Linked DNA regions of Homo sapiens: all the other regions are linked to region 2. Evidence: chromatin loops called from intact Hi-C (ENCODE). Cell type or tissue: mammary epithelial cell. All regions are shown on one strand.

Region 1 (8,000 bases), 380 kb after region 2:
ACAACTTAGACATTCTCCCTGGAACACGATCAAATGTCATCTTTCTCCTCCCGTTTCTCCTCAAGAGCTGGAAGGGTTAGAGGCAGCCTGTTTCTAACAAAAACACTACCATTTAGGGGTTTGGTGGTTAACGTTAAGTCTTGCCTTCAAAAGCTTACAGAACTATGGGGAAGTAAACTCAGAAATTTATAATTAAGTATGGCATCTACTGTAATATGCATTAAACACTATCAGGTTTTCCTTCTTGTAGGTTCCTCCAAACATTATGAAGCTGTCTTGATCACTCTTGCTTGGCTTTGGAGACAGTAACCAGGAAAAAGTATAGCTTCTCTTTATGAACCCTGCAATCCCTCAAAAGATGACCACTCCCCACCCACTCCCCCCCCGCCAACACACACACTTCATTAATTGTCTTGTGACAGGGCAGAGTGACAAATGATGTAATTCTGAAAGAGGCATATTTGTGTGGTGAGACACAGGGATTTCAGGGCAAAAGAGTCTCACGTTGAAGCCCTGGATCTAACACTTACTTTTTCTATAATGTTGGGTTTTATCTCTCTGCACCTCAGCTTTCTCTGTTGTAAAATAGGCATCATAAAAATTGCCTACCTCTTAAGGTGCTGTGTACATCAAATGAGTGAAAACACATGCTTGGGACAGTGCATGGCCTGTAATAAGTCCTACCTAATTGTTAGTGGACATTCTCAGTGGACTAAAGATAACAATCAAAGATGCACAGGGCAACATATGGCTTGCACCAGACTCTTTAGAAGGTCAAAGAAAGAGCATGACCCATGGTATTCAGCCTTTGCATTTGTAGCAATACCACCGGAGTGGAGCCTCTTCCACACACAGCTTCAACTACTTCCTCTAAATTGACAGTGCTATGTCAGGTCCAGATCACTGTCATGGTCTCCTGTCCAAGGCACATACTTTCTCACTTATCAGTGACCCCTGAACACTGGATAGAAACATCAAAAACTGAACCTGTCCCATGGCCCTTTCCTTCTTCTATATTCACAAATACTCCACATTGAGTAAAGGAAGTTTGGTCCTGTTTCAATGAGTGGTCTTTCCATCTGCCCTCATCCCACATGCCAGGAATCTGGATGAGGCTGTCAGACACATCTCCTCACTTTTCACATGCATTAGTCTTCCTAGCTCTGGGCCTAAACTGTCTCATGAATTCACCTCTCTCTAATTCTCCTCTCCCAGCAGAGCCTCAACAGTACCCTAAAGTTGATCTGCAATATCTGTTGTCAAATTTATCCTGTACAAACCAACTACATCCTCACTCTCCTGGCCTGCAGAGAGAACAATAAATGACCCAGTTTCAGTCAATTAGACATGCCTGCCTTGGACTTTTCATCGAGAGAGTGATAAAAAGAAGCTGACCTATGAAGCCCAACTGAGCAGAAACAAAGGGAAGAATATTTTCAGCCCAGACAAAGGTAGCTCACTAACTTATATGTGAAGATTATTCAAGCACATACATTTGGCAGAGCAGTGACCACCGTGTAACTAAGAAAGTCTAGGGAGGTGGGAGTACTGCTCAAGATGTGTCTGGAAGGACAGGCAGAGGCTTCGTTACTAAAAAGCCTGTGTGCCTGCTTAGGTACACACATCGTCTTCAGGAAATTGTTAAATAACTGTGAGCTGGCATTGCCAAGATTTAGCACTTAATCTATAAACACTAAAAGATTTTCACATGCGCAGTTTAAAAAACTCATCCAATGGTGTGTCAGGTGAAACCTTATAAAACTGTAACAGAAACCAGCTGTGTGTGCGGACTCCCAGCACGTCCATGTTCATTTCTGGCTCAGCAGAGTGTGAAGGACGTGGTTTGGGGATAGAAAGCTGCTGGCACAGGACACCTGGGCTCCAACCAGGAAGTAAGAGAACCGAGAAGGGAAAGGCAATCCAGGGGTGGGAATCCAGCCTCCCTGGGTTCAGGCACAGTTCAATCTGAGTTTAAAGTGAATACTTGGGACATTTATTATCTTATCTGAGTAAGTTATCTGCTTCTTAAGAGTGATGAGCTCATTTTTATGGTCTTGCTTTTGACTTTCAGGCTTCCCATGGGAACTTCATAAAGAGCCCATAAATATATGTTTATCTGTGTCTCTAGCATAATCCAGATTTTTGTTGAGCCGGAAGTTACCTTAAAAATTAATTTTTATATGTCTGAATAAATAAAAACATACTGCCACTCCTATAAATAATGTACACATAGAATGGACATATTCTGCACCAGGAATTTAACTGTTAAGGCTGAGATACACACATCCATATTCAATAGACAATTGTATTTGCTATTGTGTAAGCAGAGCAGTAGAAAGTACAAATATAAATGTACTCTCTTCCTTTAAAATATAAATCGGAGTATGATGCTATTAATAGATATAATACAAAATGTCTTGTATGATAGTTGCTTTAATTTCCGAGCATGTGACACTTTCTAATCTTCATTTTAATATTTTTATGCATGTTATTGCATAACAGAATTCAGAGAGAGAATAGTTTCTCTTACCCTACTACTGATTTGTAAGTTTTGAGCCAAAACTTTCATTAAAGATAATATAATAAGAATTATACCCACACATTGTAGCAAGTGCCAATTTCCTGGTTTTGATGTTGCACTGTAGTTATGTAAAATGTAGCCAACAAGAAAACCGGGTGAAGGGGGCACGGGTCCTCCCCACACTATCCTTGCTACTTCCCATAGGAAAAATTCTGTAATTATTTTGAAATAAAATGTTATTTTAAAAAAGCACACTTGCATTTCTGAACTGACCCCATTTAGTTACGGTGTGTTATTCCTTTTATGGATTCCTGATTCTACTAGTTAATTTTTAAAAGCTATTTCTGTGTTAAACTATAAGAGAATATAGTTCCATATTTTTTAATTATTGAGTTCTGTACGGTTTTTAATATCAGATTAATAAGGCCCTCATAAAATAGGTTGCAAAGTGTTCACTCCTCTATTTCATAAGAGTTTTGAGTGGCAGTGGTGTCATTTTTTGCTTAAATATTGGATAAAATTCATCAGAGGGGCCATGTGTCCCTGGAGTGTTTAATTATTGGTGGAAAAGTGTTTGGCCAGGTACTCAATTTCTTTAATGTATCTAAGTCTATTCAGATTTAACTACTTCTTCTTGAATCAGTTTTGGTAATTTGTGTCTTTCAAATAATTTGTTCATTTCACTTAAGTTATTGAATTTGTTGACGTAAAGTTGTGTATAATATTACCTTATTTTAAAGTCAGTAGAATTTATAATTATATCTCCTTTTTCCATCTTAATAGTGTGATTTGTGTCTCTTAAGTCTCCATCATTCTATCAGAATGTAAATTTTATTGTTATTTTCTGTGAAACATCTTTCAACTCTATTTATTTTTCTAATTGTATTATTTTTCCTCTTTTCCTTAAGAGAGAAATCGAAAATAGAGACAGATAAAATAGAGAAATAAATAATAGAAAAACATAATTTCTATGAATTGCTTTCTGTTTTTATATTATTTTTTCCTTCTACTTAATTTGGGGGTATTTGTTCTTTGTAATATTAAGTTAAAAACTTAGACAACTGTAGAGCACGGTGGCCCACGCCTGTAATCCCAGCACTTTGGGAGGCTGAAGCGGGCGGATCACGAGGTCAGATGTTCAAGACCAGACTGACCAACATGGTGAAACCCCATCTCTACTAAAAAAAAAAATACAAAAATTAGCCAGTCATGGTGGCACGCGCCTATAATTCCAGCCACTCAAGAGGCTGAGGCAGGAGAATTGCTTGAACCCGGGAGGCAGAGGTTACAGTGAGCCGAGATTGCGCGATTGCACTCCAGCCTGGGTGACAGAGTGAGACTCCATCTCAAAAAAAAACACAAAAAACAAAAAACAAGCAAACAAACAAACAAACAAAAAGAGTAGACTACTAATTTTATATTGTTTTTCTTTTCTAACATAACTGTTTAAAGCTATACATTTCTTTTAAAAACTGTAAGATGTATACCCCGGTCTTTTTAAAATTATTATTCATTAAAGAATCTATTCTTTTGATAGTGATTTGCTTCTTTGGCCAACATTATTTAATTTCTAATTATTTGAGGATTCTCCAGATATCATTCTATTATTTCTTATTAATTCTGCTGTGATCAGCAAATATCTCTGTATTATTTGAATCTTGTTATATTTATTGTGACTCGTCTCAAAGACTAGAATATTGTCTATTTTAGTAAATGTTTGCAAACATTTGAAAACCATGTATACCCTGCTGTTGCTGAATGCAACAATTAGATAATAGAAATTAGAAATAGAAATCTTAATTAGGTCAAGTTCATTGATAATGTTGTTCAAGGCACCTATATCTTTTCTCATCACCTCCTATTCACCCCATGGGTGAAAAAGAGACACCTCTCTCTAAACAGCATGAGATGGCCAAACACAGCACACTCAGCACCAGACAAGTGAGAAGCATGGCTCATGAGTCACATGTGCTGCCTGCATAAAGAGAGAGTACCACATACCACACAGGGCCACAGGGGTTGTGCTCTGTGAGAGAGGGAACAACCAGGGACCACAGGAGGCCAGGTTTGTAGTAAGAAGAGAGGGGGTGACACCTCATTTCTGTGGGAGAATGTGATCGACTTGTGTGGGCTGGCAGGGAGATGAAACCCAACAGGCTGAGGACCTGATGAATTGCAGGTGATCCAGTTTATAGGAACTGGACAGTTGAGGACCCTTTCCTACTGAGTGGAGGGTTTCTGGTGAGAGCAAGAGAACTCATGGTTAGAATCTGGGGCTTTGTGAGGCTCAAAGATGCTAGGGCACCTTTTTGAATTTTTTTGGTCTTTGCTCTTTTTTTTTTTTTCTCTCAATTAGTCTATCAATTGCTGAGAGAGGAGTTTTGAAATCTCCAATCATAATTTCAGATTTGCCTTTTCCTTTGATCTTCATCAATTTATATTCCATGTATTGTAAATCTTCTTGTTGAGCTTGTACACATTTAGGATTGTTATATCTTCTTTTGTATGCCATTGGCAGAGAGTTAGACACATATTCCAGTGGAACAGAATCGAGGATTAAGAAATAGTCCAACACAAATACATCCAATGGGTTTTTGACATAGGTGCAAAAGCATCTTTTCAGCAGATGGTGATGGGCCAACTGAATATTCCTAGGCAAAAGGAAAAAAAGAAGCCTCAACATTGACTTCATACCTCATGCCAAAATTAATTCAAAATGGATCACAAACTTAAATGTAAAATGTAAAACTACATATAAATTAATTATTGATACATTCGGACATAAATCTGCTGTTGTATTATTTGTTTCCCATTTGTCTTCTCTTTCTCATTCTTCTGTCCCTCTTTTCTCAACTTCCTCTGGGTTATTTGTACATATTTTAGAATTCCAATTTGATTTACTTAGTGTGTGATGAGTATAGTATTTGGAAGAGTTTTCTTAGTGGTTGTTCTAGGGATTTCCGTACACATATGTCATGAGTAGCACCAGGTCAGACATAACCAGGTCCACGCACATTTGTATCTTTCCCTAAGGTAAGATTTTTATTGGTATTATTTCAGTCACAAAAGCCACGAGCTAGAAGGAGTTCACAAGGAGGCAATTCTTCTTAGGACTACCCATTCACTAGGTAGTTAAAGCTGCAGGCACACAGGCTCATGTGATCCACAATCAGTCAACATTGCAAACCATATGTAATAGTATACTTAATAAATATATAAATGCTACAGATTAAACATACCACATCAAACAAAATAACATTTAAAATCAAGAGAAAATGGGATATAATAATGGGGTTAATAAACCGGTCTAAGGAGGGTGACATGGACAAGGAGAGTGTCTCAGCTGATCCAATGGATGTTAACGTCTTGCAGGAAGAGTCTTTGTTTGGGGCAGCACCTTCAGTGGCAGATGCTAGGTGCTGATCATGAGTGACAGCAGGACAGTGTCTTAACATGGCCGTCTCAAGCTGGTGAAGTCCTGCTCTTTTGATGGCCACAGAGCCCTCTGGTGAAGAATGGCAGTCCTCTGGCTATGTCCACCTCTGGTTGGGTGCAATCTCTATGGATTAGGTAAACATCTGGTCCTGTTGGCATGATGCCTTGTGAAATGTAAGGTGGAGTCTTTTTCTAAGATGGAGTCAGTTATGTCAAGAGTTCTCTATACAACATACATAACTTATCACAGTCTAATGGTTTCAAATTTTTATGACCTTGAGTGAAGAAATCTTCCTTCCCTTTAGGTCCTTCATCTCCTTTATAACATAATTGTCTTAAATATTTCCTCTACCTACATTAAGCATCACATCAGGTGGTATTATAATTTTTGCTTCAATCATCAAGTACGATTTGAGAAACTTATGAGAATTAGGAGAGTCTATTATATTCACCCTATTTTACACATTCTAACCTATACGTGTGTTTTTTCCTCTCTGATGTTTTCAAGTAATGCATCATTTGTCTATGGACGCTTGCATGGGTTTTTAATTTGTCTTCAGTTCTCAGACATTTAGTTATGATGTGTCTTTCTTGCATGTTTTATTTTGGTTTATCTTGATAGAGGTTTTCTCACCCTGAGTCTCTCGCCAGGTGTGGGAAGTTTTCAGCCATTATTTCTTTGAATGCCTTGTAGTCTCACTGTCTTTTACTATTCTTCTGAAATGCTCATCAAATAAACTTTAGCATTTAAAAAAAATTGTCCTACAGGTCCCTGAAACTTTGGTTTCTTTCCTCAGTGTATTTTCTCTTTGTCATTCAGATTAGGTAATTTTAACTATCTGTCCTCTAGTTCACCGACTCTATCCTCCGTCATCTCCAGTCTATTATTGAGCTCATTCTGGGAGTTTGTTTTTTAATTTCTGTGATTTTATTTTTCGGTTCTAAAATGGCACTTGTTTTTTATGACCTATTTCTTTGTTGAGATTTCTATTTTTTATTTGTTCCATAAGAACTCATAATTGCTTGTTAAAATATTTTTATTTTGGCCACTTTAAGATCCTTTCAGATAATTTCAACATCTGATTCATCTTTATGCTGGTCTCTTTTCTCATTTATATTGTGATGTCCCTGGTTCTTCAAATGACAAGTAACTTTTAATTATATCCTGACATTTGGCTGCTTCTTTTTCTTCTAATTTTGAAACAACAGATCCTATTTATTCTTTCTCTTTTATTGGGCAATCTGCATGATGAGATGTGGCATGAGGGCTGGGTACATATATGTTCAGTTTCCTTTTGGGCCCTGCCAATGCCATCTCAACACAGTGGGCCCCTCAATGCATATGTGTGGGATGAATGCTCAGGTTCACCCTGGCTCTGCTGATACTTTCCTAGCGGAACTGTAGGAGTGACCCACACTGTCTCTGTTCCTTTGAGTAGGGGTGTGAGATTCACTCTGTCCTGGCCTTTGCTGACACTCAGGGAAAGGAACTAGAAAACTGGACTGCCAGGTGAGTCTACCTCCCACCACCATGTCCACCTTGTTCAATCTGGTGGGAACTGGGACTCAGCTAGTCATTGGCTCCTGCTCACAGTAAGGGAAGGGGGACTACCTCACTTTACATCACCTCATTCTGACTCACTGATGCCAGGTGAGAGTGGAGTTATTATAGTTATTACAGTCATGGCCACGGGTCTGGGAAAATATGGTAGGACCATAAGGAGTTTTAATTAGTACTACTTCTGAAATTTAATTTGTCAGTATGCATCAGTGTTATCTAAATACTTACATATTTTGCTCATTGTGTTTCTCAAAATAGATCTTAATACATAACCCTAAATAGTAATGATGTGATATTCCCAAAGATGGCTATTATAGAATAAATTAAAATGAAAATGGGACCTATATAATCTTACAAACAATTTAAATTAATTAATCTATAAAAGCAAATCTAAAGTCATTAAAATAAAAAATGTACAGTAACATGAAAAATATTCATAATAGAATGTTAATTACAGAAACAAATGCAAAATTGTGGATAAAT
Region 2 (8,000 bases):
TCTCTCTCCACGTGATCTCTTCACACATTCTTTACACATCACAGCCTCTGTGTAGCTGGGCTTACATTGTGGCTACAGGCTCCAAGATCATGTCCCAAGAGGAGCTACTCCTTATCTCTTAAAGTTTTTTACATGGTTTTAATCTCTGTCACATTCATCGCACATGACACTTTATTTAGCTTTATTATTTAATTACTTGTTTTATTACTCATTTCACATAATTTATATTTCTTAACCAATTTATAAGGAGTTGATATGGCTATTTTGGTCATTTGTTGAAGGTTTTTTGCTTGTTTATTTTTGTCCTTTTCAATTTCACTAATTATATTTATATTTATAAATACTGATACTTTTTACTAAAGATTATAGAATAAATATAATACCCTCTTGAATCTATTGAAGTATTTTATGCATCTATTAATATATTTATTAATCTATTATGTACTTAAATATTTCACCAAGTTTTACTGGTTGAGTTGATTTTCCTTATTTAATACTTTTATGTTGATTCTTGATTTTTTTCTTTTTATTTGGATATAGGAAATTAGTTTGAGGAGGCCATGTGAGTGAATTTCTACAGCATAAAAGAAATCACTGATCATCTGTGAGTAAGCACACTTTTTGCTGCTTCTGGGATGGAAGGAGAGGGTATGATTTTGGGGATGGTGGGGTGGAGCACAACATCAAGCATGTTTTTCCGATTTCTTGGGTAACATGGCTTCTGGCTGTTAAAAGCTCCAGTTTCCTCTTTTATGCTGCTTCTGGTATCAAAAATATACTACTTCATACCTAAGACTTATGCTCTCTAAATGTGGTGGGTAGCGTAGTGGGAATGGGGGGCAGGACCATCTCCAAGCAAAACACCTGTTTCTCTATCCCACACTCCATCATATCCTCAACTCCTGTTTCCATGACCTACTAATGGTTAATCCACTAACACTGTGTAGCTGAATATGGTTATCTTCTCTATCAGTTTGTTTTCACACTGCTGAATATGGTTATCTTCTCTATCAGTTCATTTTCACACTGCATACCAAAGACTGGTTAATTTATAAAGAAAAAGAGGTTTCATGGACACACAGTTCCACGTGGCTGGACGGCCTCACAATCATGGCAGAAGGTGAAAGGCATGTCTTACATGGTGGCAGGCAGGGGAGAATGAGAGAACCAAGTGAAAGGGGAAACATCTTATAAAATCATCAGATCTTGTGAGACTTATTCACTACCACGGGAACAGTATGGGGGAAACCGCCCCCAGGATTCAATTATCTCCCACTGGGTCCCTCCCACAACACGTGGGAATTATGGGAGCTACAATTCAAGATGAGATTTGGGTGGGGACACAGCCAAACCATATTATCTTCCTTCATTAACATTACTCCTCCAAAAACATACACGAGTAATGGGAACATTAGTTTAATATCCTCCACCTTTATGGATAGGGACATTTGTTTTTCTTTCCTTTCTGTATCCCTGACATGTAGACATCATCCAACGGTGTGCACTCAACAATCCTACACTAAATAAATGAATGCACGTAAGAATAAATAGATAATATCTAAAGAAGTTTTTTTTTAAACTTGGTATAGGTTCAATACAACTTTTAATAAAGATTTATCAAACCCACAAAATGAAATAATTACTTGCATTTGACTAGAGCTTTTTCATTTTAATTCACAGAAAATTACATACATAACATAGCACAGTTTTCCTGTTACATTCTCCTTCCCTTCTCAAAAGAATGTTGGTGAGAAGCCTTAAGTAAGAAGTGGTTCGTGTTCTAGAGCAGATGGGGCTCCTTTGAGCCTGTGCCTGTCGGGTTCTGACATAGAACTGGGTGTCTATGCTTTTCTTAAGTCTCTATCCTTTTGCAGAGTGTAAATTACTCTTTCAGCTTCTTGTGAATTGTAAATTCAATTTCTAAATACAATTTGTCTCTTATTCTGTATAAGAAAGTTAGTTTTTATTTAGTACACTGCAAAATAACAGTTAGTACTGGAGATCATTCTCCCATATGTTCTTGTTTGGTCTGCCAACTCTTATTAAGGGAGAGTAATATCTTGACGGTGTCCCAAATCAAATTTTCCTACATTGAATGGTCAGTATTATTGACATTTCCTCTTCCATACCCTGCAAGACACACCCACTTACCTTATTTTAAGAGTATCACTCTTTTGTCATTTGATCAATTTTATGTGGGCCACACCAGACATAAGTAAGCACTGTTGGAAGATACCAGGAAATATAAGTGTGAATACAGTCGTGCATTGCTTAACAATGGGGATACATTCTAAGAAATTAAAATTGCACTATTAGGCAATTTTGTCTTGTGTGAACATCATAGACTGTACTTACCCAAACCCAGATGGTAGAGCTTACTACACAGCTAGGCTATATGTATAGCCTGTTTCTCCTAGGCTGCAAACCTGTGCAGCATGTCACTGAACTTGATACCGTAGACGAGTATACACAATGGTTCCATACTTTTGTATCTAAAGATATCTAAACATCAAAAAAGTAAAGTAAAAATAGAGGATAAAATATTTTTTAAAAGGGTGCATATATATGGAGAACTTACCATGAATGGAGTTTGTAGAACTGGAAGTTGCCCTGGGTAAGTCAGTGAGTGAGTGGTGAGTGAATATGAAAGCCCAGTGAGTCAATTACTCAACACTATGATAGATTTTATGAACACTGTGCATTTAGGCTACACTGAATTTACAAAAGAGTATTTTTTCTTTCTTCAGTAACAAAGTAATTTTAGCCTACTGCAACATTTTACTTTATAAACTTTTAAATTATTTAAACTTTTTGGCTCTTTTGCAATAACACGTAGCTTAAAATAAAAACACATTATATACCTGCTACAAAAACATATTCTTTCTTTATGTCCTTATTCTATAGGCATGTATCTATTTTTATTTTTCTTACTTTTTAAACATTTTTGTCCAAAACTAAGACAGAAGCACATAAATTAGCTTAGGGTTACACAGGGTCAGGATCATCAATATCAGTCTTCCATCTCCACAGCTTGTCCCACTGGGAGGTCTTCAGGAGTAATAACGTGCATGGAGCTGCCATCTCCTATGATGACAATGTCTAAGACCTGCCTGAGGTTGTTTTACAGTTAACTTTTTTTATGAGTATAAAAATACAATAAAAATATCAACAAGAATATAGTATGCTAAATGCATAAAGTGGTAACATAGTCACTTATTATCTTACCAAGTAATATATTCTGTACATAATTGTATGCACTATACTTTTAAACAACTGGCAGCATAGTAGTTTTGTTTACACCAGCATCACCACAAACACCCGGGTAATGCATTGCACTATGATATCACTAGGCAGTAGGAATTTTTCAGCTTCATTATAATCTTATGAGACAGCTGTTGAATACACAGCCTGTTGTTGATGGAAACACCATTGTGTGGTGCATGACTCTATGCTTTAGATTTGGCCCTCATGGAATAGACCACTGCAAGGTCAATGCTAGAGAGAACTCCTTTGCAGGAGAGAGAAATATGGTGGAGTAGAGGAACAGGGGAGTTCTGTGGATGACCTCTTTCATCTGGGCTTTGGAAGATGGGAAAAGCTTGGTCATACAGAGATTTGGACTAAACGTTTCATGAAGAGGAAGCAGATTACGAAATAATTACACAGAGGTCAGTAGTTCAACTGTTTCACCTAGAAACTAAGGTGGAAATTATACAGAAGTTAGTCTTTTCTATACTGGGCCCAAGAAAGTGAGCAAGGGCAATATGTTTTTGTTTGTTTTTTAGCATCTTTACAAGTTTTTTCCATCTGGTTTGTCTCAATTATCTTTACAAAATTCCTTGATCTGTAGATATAATTGTTATAATATTGTAATAATATTATCCTTCTATTATATTATAATTTATCTGTAGTTACATTATTTGATTTATCCCTATTGTATTCCATGCTTGTTTGGTTCCAATACTCAATAATAGCTTATAACTGAAATGTCAATTTAATCCTACAAACATTTAAAGAGTATCCAATACCTAGGTAATTATCCTGTTTTACAGGTGAGTCGATCTAAGCTATACTTATATGATTAAAAATAATTAGTTTGAGTTGTCTTTTGCTCTAATTGCTCCTTACTTCACTCGAAGTTCTTATTGCTCAGCTGCAGAGTATTGTGTAAGCACAGCAGGGAACTTTTATTTTGACTCTGTGTTAATGTAAAAATTATGCTTAATAATACAAGGAAGAATGATTCCAGGGTGTTTAGCCATGTGTTGCAATGGTCATTATTTCCTTCCAGTATACTTATCTCTGAACCGATCATTTTATTGGCTCTTTGGTTATAAATGTTTTCAGGAAGTGCTTTCTGAAACAATAAATACCTCTCTGTCCCATTATCCAAAAATTCCCTGCATTTCATGCCTACATTCAATTTTGGCTACACACGGAAAAAAATAAATAAATAAATAAAAGTAGCTTTTGTTAATCAGGCCTACAAACTAAAACCTAAAATTTTGGAATTAAAAACTAATAATTTGATAATTTTTTAAAAGGAATGTTGGAGAATGTTTAGTTCCAACTCTCACTTTAGTGGAGTCTGTAAGAAACAAATAATTATTATTTCTAGAAAGAATAACAATGTCTTTATCTGTATAGCCTACAATGTGCTTCAACGCTTTAACTTGTGTGTTCATCCTGAAGTGGGTGCTCTTGTCCTCATTTTAGAAAGGAGGAAATGAGTCTTGGAGAGGGTAGGGGACTTGTACCAAGTATAGGAGCAAGGAAAAAAGTGAAGTGACTCAATCACAGTGAGCCCTCTTCACAAATCCAGTGTTGTTCCCACTGCCCATCAACTGAGAAGCTGCTTTTCCTCTTAAAAACAAAATAAACGTAGAAACAAAGAAACAAAAATCCTCTCTTCTACTCTGGATTCAGATGACAGTCGTATTTTGCTCAAGAATATTGAGCAATCATAAATGAGTTTTCTCCCCTCCACACTGGAGATAAACCACAACTTATTATAACAAAACTGGTCACTGCTCTTGCCAAAGTATTTCATCAGCTTCTGGCATGCGTTATATCTTGATACACTTATCCAGCATGATGGCTGGCGTGATCCTCTGCCTATTTAGTATGTAGGCTAGTTCAGCAGAGGATTTAATGACAGGAGATTTTTCTTTGGCTCCAGGGATCGGCATGCACAGACAGGACCCTGTGTGAATTCCCCAGCATGTGATGATAAGATACTTCCAGTCTGCCAGCATCAAGCAGCTTCATTAATTAAAAACACATTGCGTGTTATCACTAAAGATTGATTTTTCTAGGAAGAATTACCCTTTGGCATTTATGATGAGCATGAAGAAGAACAGATAATACAATTACTGACAGGACTTTCCTCATTTTAGGACAGCAAATATTTAAGATTAGGATTAAGATTTCAGGAGAGACAGCCTTTGTGATTATTCTGCAAAGGAAATATTTGGGACTGCTGTTTTCGTTTTGTTTAGGCTGACCCTGGGAAGTAAACATTTGCTCAGCCATACTGAGTATCTGTGATTTAATGGGATATGGGCCCTAAACATATTTTAGTACTTCACCCCTTTATGCTTAAAACAAAACAGTGCAAAATAAACAATAAATGGACTAATAAAAAGTTTATATAGCTGCCAAGTGCTGAAAAAAGTCTGGTGAAGTCAAGTTATCTGTTTGAAGGAGATTACTGATATTTTCAGCAAGAAGGGCAGTGTTGTGAGAGTGTCTGGCCCTCATGGCACCAATGTAGAATGATGATGCAGGAGAATCTGGGTTCCAAAGCCACACAAGGAACCATTTATATTTTTGTCCAGCACGATGTAGATATTCCCAATATCCCATCAAGTGGTTGCGTAGTCCCTGTTTAAATTCCTTTGCAGACCTCATTATTTTACAAAATCTGTGATTAAACTAGAAGAGCTCAAATTGATAGGAAATCCTCCTAGAGTGGAAGTGATACTTTTTTACTTCCTGCTGTGACACATCAAAACTTTTCTATTTGAAACTTCTACATGTTGGACCTAAGTTTTCTCCTTTCTTACACTAAATGTCCTCCATGAAGTCTGCTACTTGCCACTTAAATTATCCAGGATCTCCTGGGTCTTGGACCCCTGCAACATCCAGGATCACCTCTAAACACATGGCAGTTTGCAGTGACTCAAAGTCAAGCACAGTAATCCAATGGCAAGTGCAACAAAACATCGTATCCTTAGGTTTCCACTATTCATTTACATTAAAGCTGCCTATGTTGAGTTTAGATGTTTAGGCAGAGCTTTCACGGGTATGTCATTTTTGAGTTGATGATGTAGCCTATGATGGCTTTTCTTCCATGAACTGCTGTTTAAATAAGTTCCCTTCTGCTTGGGTCTAGTTGAAGTGAGAGAATCAAAGGTAGATGTTTTTACCCCATGAAACACTGCCTCACTAGTTTCAGCCTTTTCTTTCAGCCACTTAACATCTCTAAAAATCTAACTTTACAATCCTTTGCTTTATTGACACAGCCTTGCTCTATGGCCTCTGTTTACCTATCTTTTACGTCCTATTGAAGATATTAGTGGGCGAATGTTCCTAGTAGATAGAGCTACCCCTTAGTCTATTCTGACTGGCTGTCCACAGAAATGTAGAAAAGTGCTCATAGGAGGGTCTACTTACAAAGTTATGACATTGACATAAATCATTTGCATTAGGTACATCAAACACTGGGATCCTTAACATTTTTTCCTCTCCTGTCCATTTTGATTTAATATAAACATAAGCTGGATGTATCATGATATCAAACACTTGTAGGTTACTTAAAGATTGCCCCAAACATGGAAACTCAGGAAAAATGTCAACGTAATTTGAATTGTTCACATCATATTTATGTTTTAAAAAGTTTACTGAATATTGCTCTATCAAACGACTTGTTTTGGTACCATCTAAAACCAACTAAGGCTCAGGTTGAGGAACAGGGTAGAATGGTTGCTGTTTATGGATATGTAGGAGGATTTGACATGAAAGTTCACTGGTTGTAGATTTGTGTTGGCTCACTTTTATTTACTTAGTGAAATCTACATGCCTTAGATGGCAGGTAAAGCACAAGACTGCTCTGATCTTGGCTCTCATGACATTCCTGTGCAACTCTCATTTTACTTCAGGCTCTACCTCTAAAATCCACCACATGGCCTCGCCGTCCATGCTTTGCTGATGTTTTCCTGTATCTAGAATGCCTTTTCATTTCTGGGGGCCTGTGAATATGGTCGCCATTTTTCAAGGTTCAGTGCAAATACCACATGCTTAGATTTTTGCTTCACTGCTTCCTTAATCAGCCACAGGTAGACTTTTGCTTATGCTGCCACAGAGGGTGAATCTTAAATCCTTGCATCACTACTAGCGGTGTACATTTCCATCAGCCTCACTTTTATGTGAGTTCTTAAAGGTTAGAGTCTATGCCTGATTTCTTCATGTCTCTCTCTCTCTTCCTTGTGTGCGGCAGAGCATCTGGATTACTGCTAGATGGAGTTGACTCATCTGCGGGCTCTGGGATTGACTCAGCCCTGGACTGTACTGGCACTTGTTTGTCTTAACCTGTGCTTTCATTGAAAAAATAATACTCTCTCTTCAAAACTTCTAAATCATAGGCTTTCCATGTCCCCAGGAATTCAGATTTACATTACTTTCATGGCACAGAGAATACCAATCCTAGAAATTAACATTATGTAGTCACACATGGGTAAGAATGCCTTAGGGTAACTGGCAGAAACAAACTGTATTTGGCTCTGACTTTCTGAAGGTTTGCTCCTTCAACCCATGCTTTCCAGGATTCCAGCAAATAAAATCCAGAAAAACATGAAATATAAGCTCACATTTGAAAATCACCAAGTACACAAAGAAACAAGCCACCACGAGAAAGCCAGCAGAAACCAGGATCTTCAGGTAACAGAATCATAGAGCACAAAAAAAATTATTTAGATTTTTCAAAGAAATACAAGATGAAA
Region 3 (8,000 bases), 580 kb after region 2:
AGATGGACAGAGGGCAGTGTACTAGGCTATACATCCGTCACACAATTCAGTTTTGTAGCTAGCATTAATATGTCCACTCTATTGCAATCAATTGCTGCCATTGCAAGAAGATGACGGCCCACTACTGTGCTTTCCCTGTGACAGAATCCAAGCAGTGGAATAATGCCAAGAAACTTACACAAGTCACCTATGTGCTAACAGCAAGTTACCCATTCCCAGCCTCAAATCTCTCTCAGCAGAGCTCAACAGACCTATAATGCGTCCCATAATCACCTGGCCTCCTGATCTCTACAAGACACTCTTTCTGCCTCCAAAATGCTTTTGAATATGCTTACCATCTACAGTTCCCATGCTGCTGCCCTGCCCTGAGCTGCCTCATTCGTAATTTGAAATGTCACACTGTCCTCCCAGGTGGCTTTTCTGATACATATTTATCCCACTGCAATCCCTTCTCCACAGAACTGACTGAGGGATGTTCATAAAACATAAGTCAGGAAAGGATTGTTCATGATGATAGATAATGGAATGAAGGAAAAGTCAAAAATGGACAAATCCCATTGGTGGTGTATGTGTGCATGTGTGTAGGCTGATCACTAACAGGGCAACGTCGTCACCCATCAAACCATCCCAGTGACCACGCAAATCTGCTAGGGGTCCTGCCAGGTGCACCTTCGTGGATGCAGGAGGCCCACTCCCTGGAAACAGCTATGCTCAGAGGCAGTCGCAGCGCCTGCCCTGGAAGCCACCCGCTTGCCCCTTTCTTGTGTTTTCTGGCATTGCCTTCCCTGCAGTGGCCTCTGTAAGTTATCTGTGCTGGAGGCTATCACAAAAATGAAATTTACCCCATTGCTGTGGGATAATACACCGAGCCACCCTAGAGCGCTTACATCTGCAATTGGAAGCCAGTGCCGGAGCTCTGCCTCTACCCCTCCCATGATCACCCTTCCCCACCACCCAAGAATGAGCCTGCCTCTTGCTTTTCGCAGCCCCCTGGTGAACAGCATGGGCAAGTCTCCCTGGGTTACGGCAAAAGGAGCATGAGGAACACTGTCCTGGCTTCCCCAACACATCCCCAAGTGGTCTCCAGGACAGGGCCATGGACCTGCTTCTCTCCTTCCTCACCGTGCAACTGGGCCTATGCTGTTGCCACTCTCTCAGAAGGCTGGGGATGTGTCTCTCCCTTTGGGGCATGGGGCCCAAGACCCTGTCTCGACATTTGACACTCTCTTTAGTGTGGATACCTGGAGCCGCGCCTTGCCACCAGCAGCCTTCCTGGGAAGGCTTAGCCCCATTCCAGCCACAGAGTGAGTACCTGTCCCACCACACACAGCACCACAGTGAGCCTCGTGCTAGACATCGTTCCTTCAGCATGTTTGCCTTCTCTTCAGGTTTGCTCTTCCTCTCTTTTCCACTTATCTGAAGGAAATGGCTTTCCTTCTGTTCCCAGTGTGTCCCCTGCCCCCATGAACACTAATGCTCAGTGTCCAGTGTATCTTCAAGCCAACCCCTACTGCCTCCCTTTGGTCCATTCTCCATTGTCCAATGACAATGCTTGGGACACTTGGAGCCTTTGGCTTGAAGGAGTCAATTGTTCTTGGGTGACAGTCTTTCACCTCCACTCCATTCTGCTTCCTGGAGCCGGATTTATCGTTCTAGAAAACAATTTTATTATGCCACATGGACCCCAAAACACAAACAAAATTCTACTCAGGATGATTTTTTTTTCTTTTAACAGGAGTTTTATTTACATAATTTGATCACAAGACAGATGTTTGAAATTGCTGTTACTCAGAACAATTCCAAGTAAGTGGTCACGTTGCCCTTGGCTTACAGAAGAAAGCCATGACCTGATGAGTGGAGGGATGAGGGTGCCAGAAAAAGTGTGGTGAAGGCCACAGAGAGGTCAAAGGACTTGTAAGAATTCCCAAGTGCCCACCCCTGAGGTGGCTGCCACCTCTCCCTCCCCTAAGCACCCAGCCAGTGCCTTTCCTGCAGTCCATCCAGTTGCATGTCCAACATGGTACCTCTGAACCCTTTCCTGTGACTCATGTTTCTATAAAAACTACTTGGGACCCTTTTTATATACACCCCAAGGTTTCCTGACTCAAGCCGTGATTAGGGCACATCATCCATCAAAATGTTCCTCCTCCTTCCTTCTCATGTCTGCATAGCCCAGTTACGCCCACCATTCAAGACCCAACTGAGTTAGTGTGGGTTTCTGAAAACTTCTGTGTTCCTCAGCCAAGAGTCTTCTCCTCTTTCACTGTAAAAGATTTGTTTCCTGCCAGGCGCAGTGGCTCACACCTGTAACCCCAGCACTTTGGGAGGCTGAGGTGGGTGGATCACCTGAGGTCAGGAGTTGGAGACCAGCCTGGCCAACATGATGAAACACAGTATCTACTAAAAATACAAAAAATTAGCCGGGCATGCAGGTGGGCTCCTGTAATCTCAGCTACTCAGGAGGCTGAGGCAGGAGAATTGCCTGAACCTGGGAGGCGGAGGTTGCAGTGAGCCAAGATTGCGCCATTGCACACCAGCCTAGGCAACAGAGCGAGACTCCATTAAAAAAAAAAAAAAAAAAAAAAGATTTGTTTCTATAATTCTCACCCATATTTATTCCTTTACATCTATGGGGCAGATAAGATAACTGACTGGTTGATTGACCTCCCCTGGAAGACTGGGAGCTTGCCCTATTTCTTTACCCACAGTACCTCAAACAGAACTCATGGAATGGATCCATACATATTTTGGGATGTATGAATTGAAAAATAAACATCTAGTCACCTTGATTAGGCCCTAAATTCCTCTAGGACTTGAAAAGATTGTGGATTTTTTATTCTTTTCTTATAATATCTACTCAAAAACATTGGGCAATATGATGTTGTCCATTGATTAAGTCATTAGTTTATTTCCTATAATCAATTACACTGCAAAATATTATAAACTAGTAGTTGTAGTCTCAAAAGGTAGCACAGTGTTTTTTTTTCTTCACACTATTTTTGAGAACCGGAGCTCTGTGACTTGTGCAATTAAAATGCATGTTATTATGGACCAGCAAACCCAAGTCTTGAGGACCAATTGGTAAATCCATGGGGATTTGCACTCCTGCATGGCCTGTCTTTGGGAGGTATTTCCCTTCATAACACGTGCCACTAGGTGCCAGTGTTGTTCTACCAAAGTGACCCTCCAAAAGTACAGGTGGTCCCCAACTTTACATGCTTAGCATTCTTGAAAATGATGACTTTACACAGAAGGTAGAAGAGCAAGTCTAGTAGGGAAATGAACTGTGTAACTTATGTTTGTACAGGTTTGACATCACCACATTAAAGAAATGAACAAAAAGATTGACTAAAGGGAAGTACAGGTGCTTATTAGGTAGCATTAAATCAGTTTAGAGACAAAGAATGAAAAATGATCTCTGCTGAGATACTCTTGAATTTGCAAACCAGGCATGCTCAGTTGTTGCTCATTGAGCAAATGCAAAATGATCTAAAATTAGTATTCAATTTATGATACTATTGCACAAGAAACATTTCCTCTCCCTCCCCTTTCTCTTTCTCTCTCTCTTTCTCTTACTCTATCTCCATATATACATACATATATATATATAGCTCTCCAGTAAAGCTTTCCACATATGGAAACTTAGAATGCAAGTAACTTGTTTCAACATGCCTTGTACCTGTACCTGAATAATTATGTTAAAATAGTTTGTCTAATTATCATCAATTAGAAGGAAGCTAATGCCAGATTTGCTTGTGTTTCTAATAAATTCTTTGGCTGTGTTTTATCCCTGTGCTGTGGTATATACAGAATACCAAGTGATTATTACTGGTGATCAGTTTGCCATAGACAATACTAGTTGCAGGAAGTATATAATTCATGATCAGTGTAGTCAAGCCTTCCAGAAAGAAAAAATGGATAAATGGTGTTTGACATAAGGAGAAACTAATGCAGACAACCAAAGTTATCGTGTGTGTGTGTGTGTGTGTGTGTGTGTGTGTGTGTGTGTGTGTGTAAGAGACAGAGAGAGAATAATGTGGGGGCAGGGGAGAATTCATCATGGCTGCAGTGTTTTTTTAATATAGCAGCACAAAAATACATGTATCTGTGGGATAATAAAATGAACAGGTGAATGTTATGGGTCAAAATTTTCATCATTGGAAACAGTTCTAAGAGAAGAAGAAAAAAGCACTTTGCTTTTTGATTCCATGTTCATTTCAAGACAAATCCTATATTACCTAGCGAAGCGGCAGAGTTTAATTTCCCATGCTACCTGAGATTTAAGGCATCTCGGCAGAACAACAGCAACAACAAATAACAACAACAAAATCTTTAAATCCCTAAATAATGCAGCAATAGCAAGCAGAACCATTTGCATGGTACATCTTTCTCCTTCATTTTACAGTAAGCACATTATTAGGCAGCTGCAAAACTATGAAGAAACATTTTTCAAACAGCCTGATGAAAGAGACACGTTCCTGAATTTGAAAGCTTCATCTATTCAGGAAAATCTTCATGTATATATCTTTAAATATCATCTCTACCAATTGCTTTTATTATCTTCTCCAGAATCTAATAAAATAATAAACTTTCTCATTGTATTTTTCATTCATCTTCATTATTTAAACAATATTTCGTATCTTTGTCTATATTCCAGAATTTTAAATCAAAAATATGTCAATATTTCAGTAACTTATTGATATATTGCTCATAAATAAAATCAGCACTATTGGCAATGACTAATTTTGTGGGTAACAACATCAGAAGGTTAAAAAAAATGCTGGACAAGAACAGCATGGGAGGAGGAAGTGATGAGAAGAAACACTTGTAAGTTTTCTGTGCTGCTCTGTAAGCACACAGAGAGAGTGATCCCGGACAGCTATTCTATTATGTCTGAATGCACCAGTTTGTTTAGCCATTCATTTGTCGAGGGACATATGGGCTGTTTCCAGTTTTGGGTGGAGTCCTTTTTGCAACTGTCCTCGGCAGCCCCCCAGTCTCTGTGCTGAAAAGGGGAGTGTCTCTGTCTCTTTAAGACAAAGCCATCACTGGTCACACTGCTTGTGTCAAGCCCCTCTGGCTGTTGATCTTGTGTTTTGCACAGAACAGGGGAGTCTCTGGCCTGCAGGGATGGGGAAGAGACTTCCTGGGCCAGGTCCCTCTTCTGTCAAGGTACCTCTTGCTGGTTTTCCCCGAGAGTGTCAGTGTCTCCTGCTGGCAAAAGACAGTCTTGGAGCCAGTAGAGGAGAGTGGGTGCCCTGGCTGCTTGCTATTGTCAAGAGTCCATTTTGATCCCCCTTGCTGGAGGTGCCAGAGATCTCAGGTCAGCCCAGGGAAATATGTTCCTACTTGAACTGTCAAATGTTGCTGGTTTGGGGGTGGGGAAATGCTGAGTCTAGGTGGCCTTTTTATGTTGGGTTGAGGAGCTGAGATGCCCTGCTGCTCTGCTGTTCCTCCAGTTCTGGGGTCCTGGATAAGTCATGAGTTCTCCTTCCTCTTACTGCTCTCCAGGCTTCTCCCATGGCTGTCTGCTGCATTATTTCTATAGTTGGGTTTAGCAGGAAGGAGCAGAGAGAAAAAGGTCTCCATGATCTCAATAGGCCAGTAGCAGCTGCTAACAAATTGTTAAATAAATAGAAATATCACTCTACAAAACATGTTGGAGGTAGCAGAAAACCTCAATGGACAGATAACAATTATATTAATTGAAACAACATTGAAGATATTCACAGAAAACAACAAAAGTGGCATTTATTAAGTGAGTTGTATCAAGCATTTGAGGAACATAAAATTTTAATCTTATGCATGACTTCCCGGAGAATAAAAATAAGGAGTACTCCCAAAGTAATCTTAAGACTATAGGATAAATATGATATGAATCACCAATTTAGGTATGTAGAAAAGAAAAACTACAGATCAAAATTATTTATGGGCATAAATGAAAGTATCCTAATAGAATTTTAGAACACTTCAGCCAATAGTATGTTAAAAAGATAAGATCCAAGTTAGCTTCTCCTCCCAGGAATGCAATGCTGATTCCAGTTTAGATAATCTAATTCTGTAGTTAATTGCTTTAAAGATTAAAGAGACAAAGCACATGATTCGTGCAGTTTATGTAAAAGCAGCTTTTGATATAGAAATGTTAAGAACCAGTGTAATAAGAGGTTACACGGGGTAAAAAGGTGTTAACATGAGAAAGCTGCTGCCTTTCAAAGGAGGTGCCAAACCACATGTAAACTTTTCAAAGAAGAGAGCCAAAGATAATTATGTGACTTTTTCATCCCTTCACCCAAAAAAAGATTAAAATGGGGGTACAAAGTGCAGCCTTCCACATGTCTAGACACAGAGGAAAATGGAATAATAATTTCTTCCACATGACAGACATTGGTAATAATTAAGAAACTGGGGCCCGGCGGGGTGGCTCACGCCAGTAATCCCAGCACTTTGGGAGGCCGAGGTGGGCGGATCATGAGATCAGGAGATCGACACCATCCTGGCTAACAGGGTGAAACCCTATCTCTACTAAAAATACAAAAACAAAAAAATTAGCCAGGTGTGGTGGCGGGTGCCTGCAGTCCCAGCTACTCGGGAGGCTGAGGCAGGAGAATGGCGTGAACCTGGGAGGCGAAGCTTGCAGTGAGCCCAGAGCCCGCCGCTGCACTCCAGCCTGGGCAACAGAGCGAGACTCCGTCAAAAAAAAAGAAAAAAGAAATTGGAATTAAGATCTCATATTGATACTATTTCATAAATATAAGCTGAAGTAAAAAACTTCTACAAAAGAAAATGTTGGTACAAATATAGAGCAAGGAGCATTTCAACACTATGTGTGTATTTCTGCAAACTGAAGAGAAATTTGGAAATATTGAGTATATTAAAAAATGTATCTGTGATGCAATCCAACAATTCCATTTCTCTCCTCTAGGAAGAGAGTGTACCTACTCTAGGAAGAAACATGAGCATAAGGAGATGTGCGCAGGGAGAGTCACGGCAACTTTACAAGTCACGGTGGCGGCCAGACAGGTTCTCATGATGCTGCCACCAGAGAAGGCTCAAGCAGGTTGCTAGGTCTTCATCCCGGTGTAAGCAGTGAAAATGACTGCCTTAGAAATGCAGGTATCCATATGAAAAGATATTTAAATATAAGAAAAAAATATAAAAAGTAGAGGAAGAACCATACAATCAAAGAATATGTTGGCCTGGGAGTAGTGATAATAAGAGTAGAAAAAACAAAAGTCATAAAAGTATATATATAATGTTACTATTCTACAAATGTAAAAATATACAAAGATGGTAACATATTTTTACAGTTTCATATATATGCATGTGTGTATGTGTGTGCATATACCTCAACTTTACCACTGGTAAGGTGGACTGGAAACCCTGGGACCTGCAGCCACAGCTGGACTCCCTCAAACCCCTCAACACCATAATGTCTTATGTAAGATGTTACAAGACGTAATTCAAGGTCATGGTGACCTCTAGAAAGAAGAGAGGGGACTCAACCTTGGAAGGCTATGAAAGACAATGGTTTTGTAACGTTTTATTTTACTAGCAATTAGAGAAGCAATTATGTTTATTATGTCTTATATGTGCATATATCTGAAATATTTTATAATTTAAAGACAACTAATTGTCGGTCTGCAGCTGATATTAAATCCACAGTTTTGTTCCCTAGAGAAAAATTAGGAGCAGGCTCCTGTACATGCCTCTAGAGGTTTCCCTTGCACATACACAATGGGTAGCTCCAGCTATTTCACGCTCTACTTCTGTCTCTATCTTCCCTGTCTCTATCTCTTTCCATATCCTACTTTTATCCCTATGCCAATTTCCATCTTCTTCTCTATTCTTAATTCTGTACTCTTCTCTCTTGACCTCTGTGTCTTTCTCTCTCTTGATCTAGCTTTCTCTACCTTTTTATCTACTTTTAAAAAATCATACTGCAGATACTCATTCTATAGTCTGCTTTAAAAACATTTAGTCACATTCCCTCAATTTATTTC

What was found. Hi-C counts contacts between places; a loop is a spot of excess contacts. Peaks named below come from ENCODE experiments on the same cell type or tissue, not always from the same donor. Only the 100,000 strongest peaks of a DNase experiment are listed, where the experiment ranks them.
Region 1: it touches region 2 in a loop (4-fold over the local background); 4 of 110 quality-filtered maps call a loop at or near these places.
Region 3: it touches region 2 in a loop (14-fold over the local background); 2 of 110 quality-filtered maps call a loop at or near these places.

Annotation. Positions count from the first base shown.
Region 1 is chr7:46,551,381-46,559,380 of GRCh38, reverse strand. No RefSeq gene overlaps it. Among named protein-coding and RNA genes, the nearest start is that of IGFBP3, 630 kb to the right of the region's middle. In mammary epithelial cell, no CTCF peak of the experiment used is centred here; a DNase peak (open chromatin) is centred at 4,490.
Region 2 is chr7:46,930,038-46,938,037 of GRCh38, reverse strand. LOC124901626 (a long non-coding RNA gene) reads left to right here and starts at 541. Exons shown (of 2, transcript XR_007060316.1): 1 at 541-604. In mammary epithelial cell, a CTCF peak has its summit at 4,688; DNase peaks (open chromatin) are centred at 5,057 and 7,487; H3K27ac peaks cover 3,097 bases.
Region 3 is chr7:46,347,712-46,355,711 of GRCh38, reverse strand. No RefSeq gene overlaps it. Among named protein-coding and RNA genes, the nearest start is that of IGFBP3, 430 kb to the right of the region's middle. RefSeq lists a silencer at 3,027-3,321. In mammary epithelial cell, CTCF peaks have their summits at 3,154 (motif pointing right), 6,717 and 6,946; no DNase peak of the experiment used is centred here.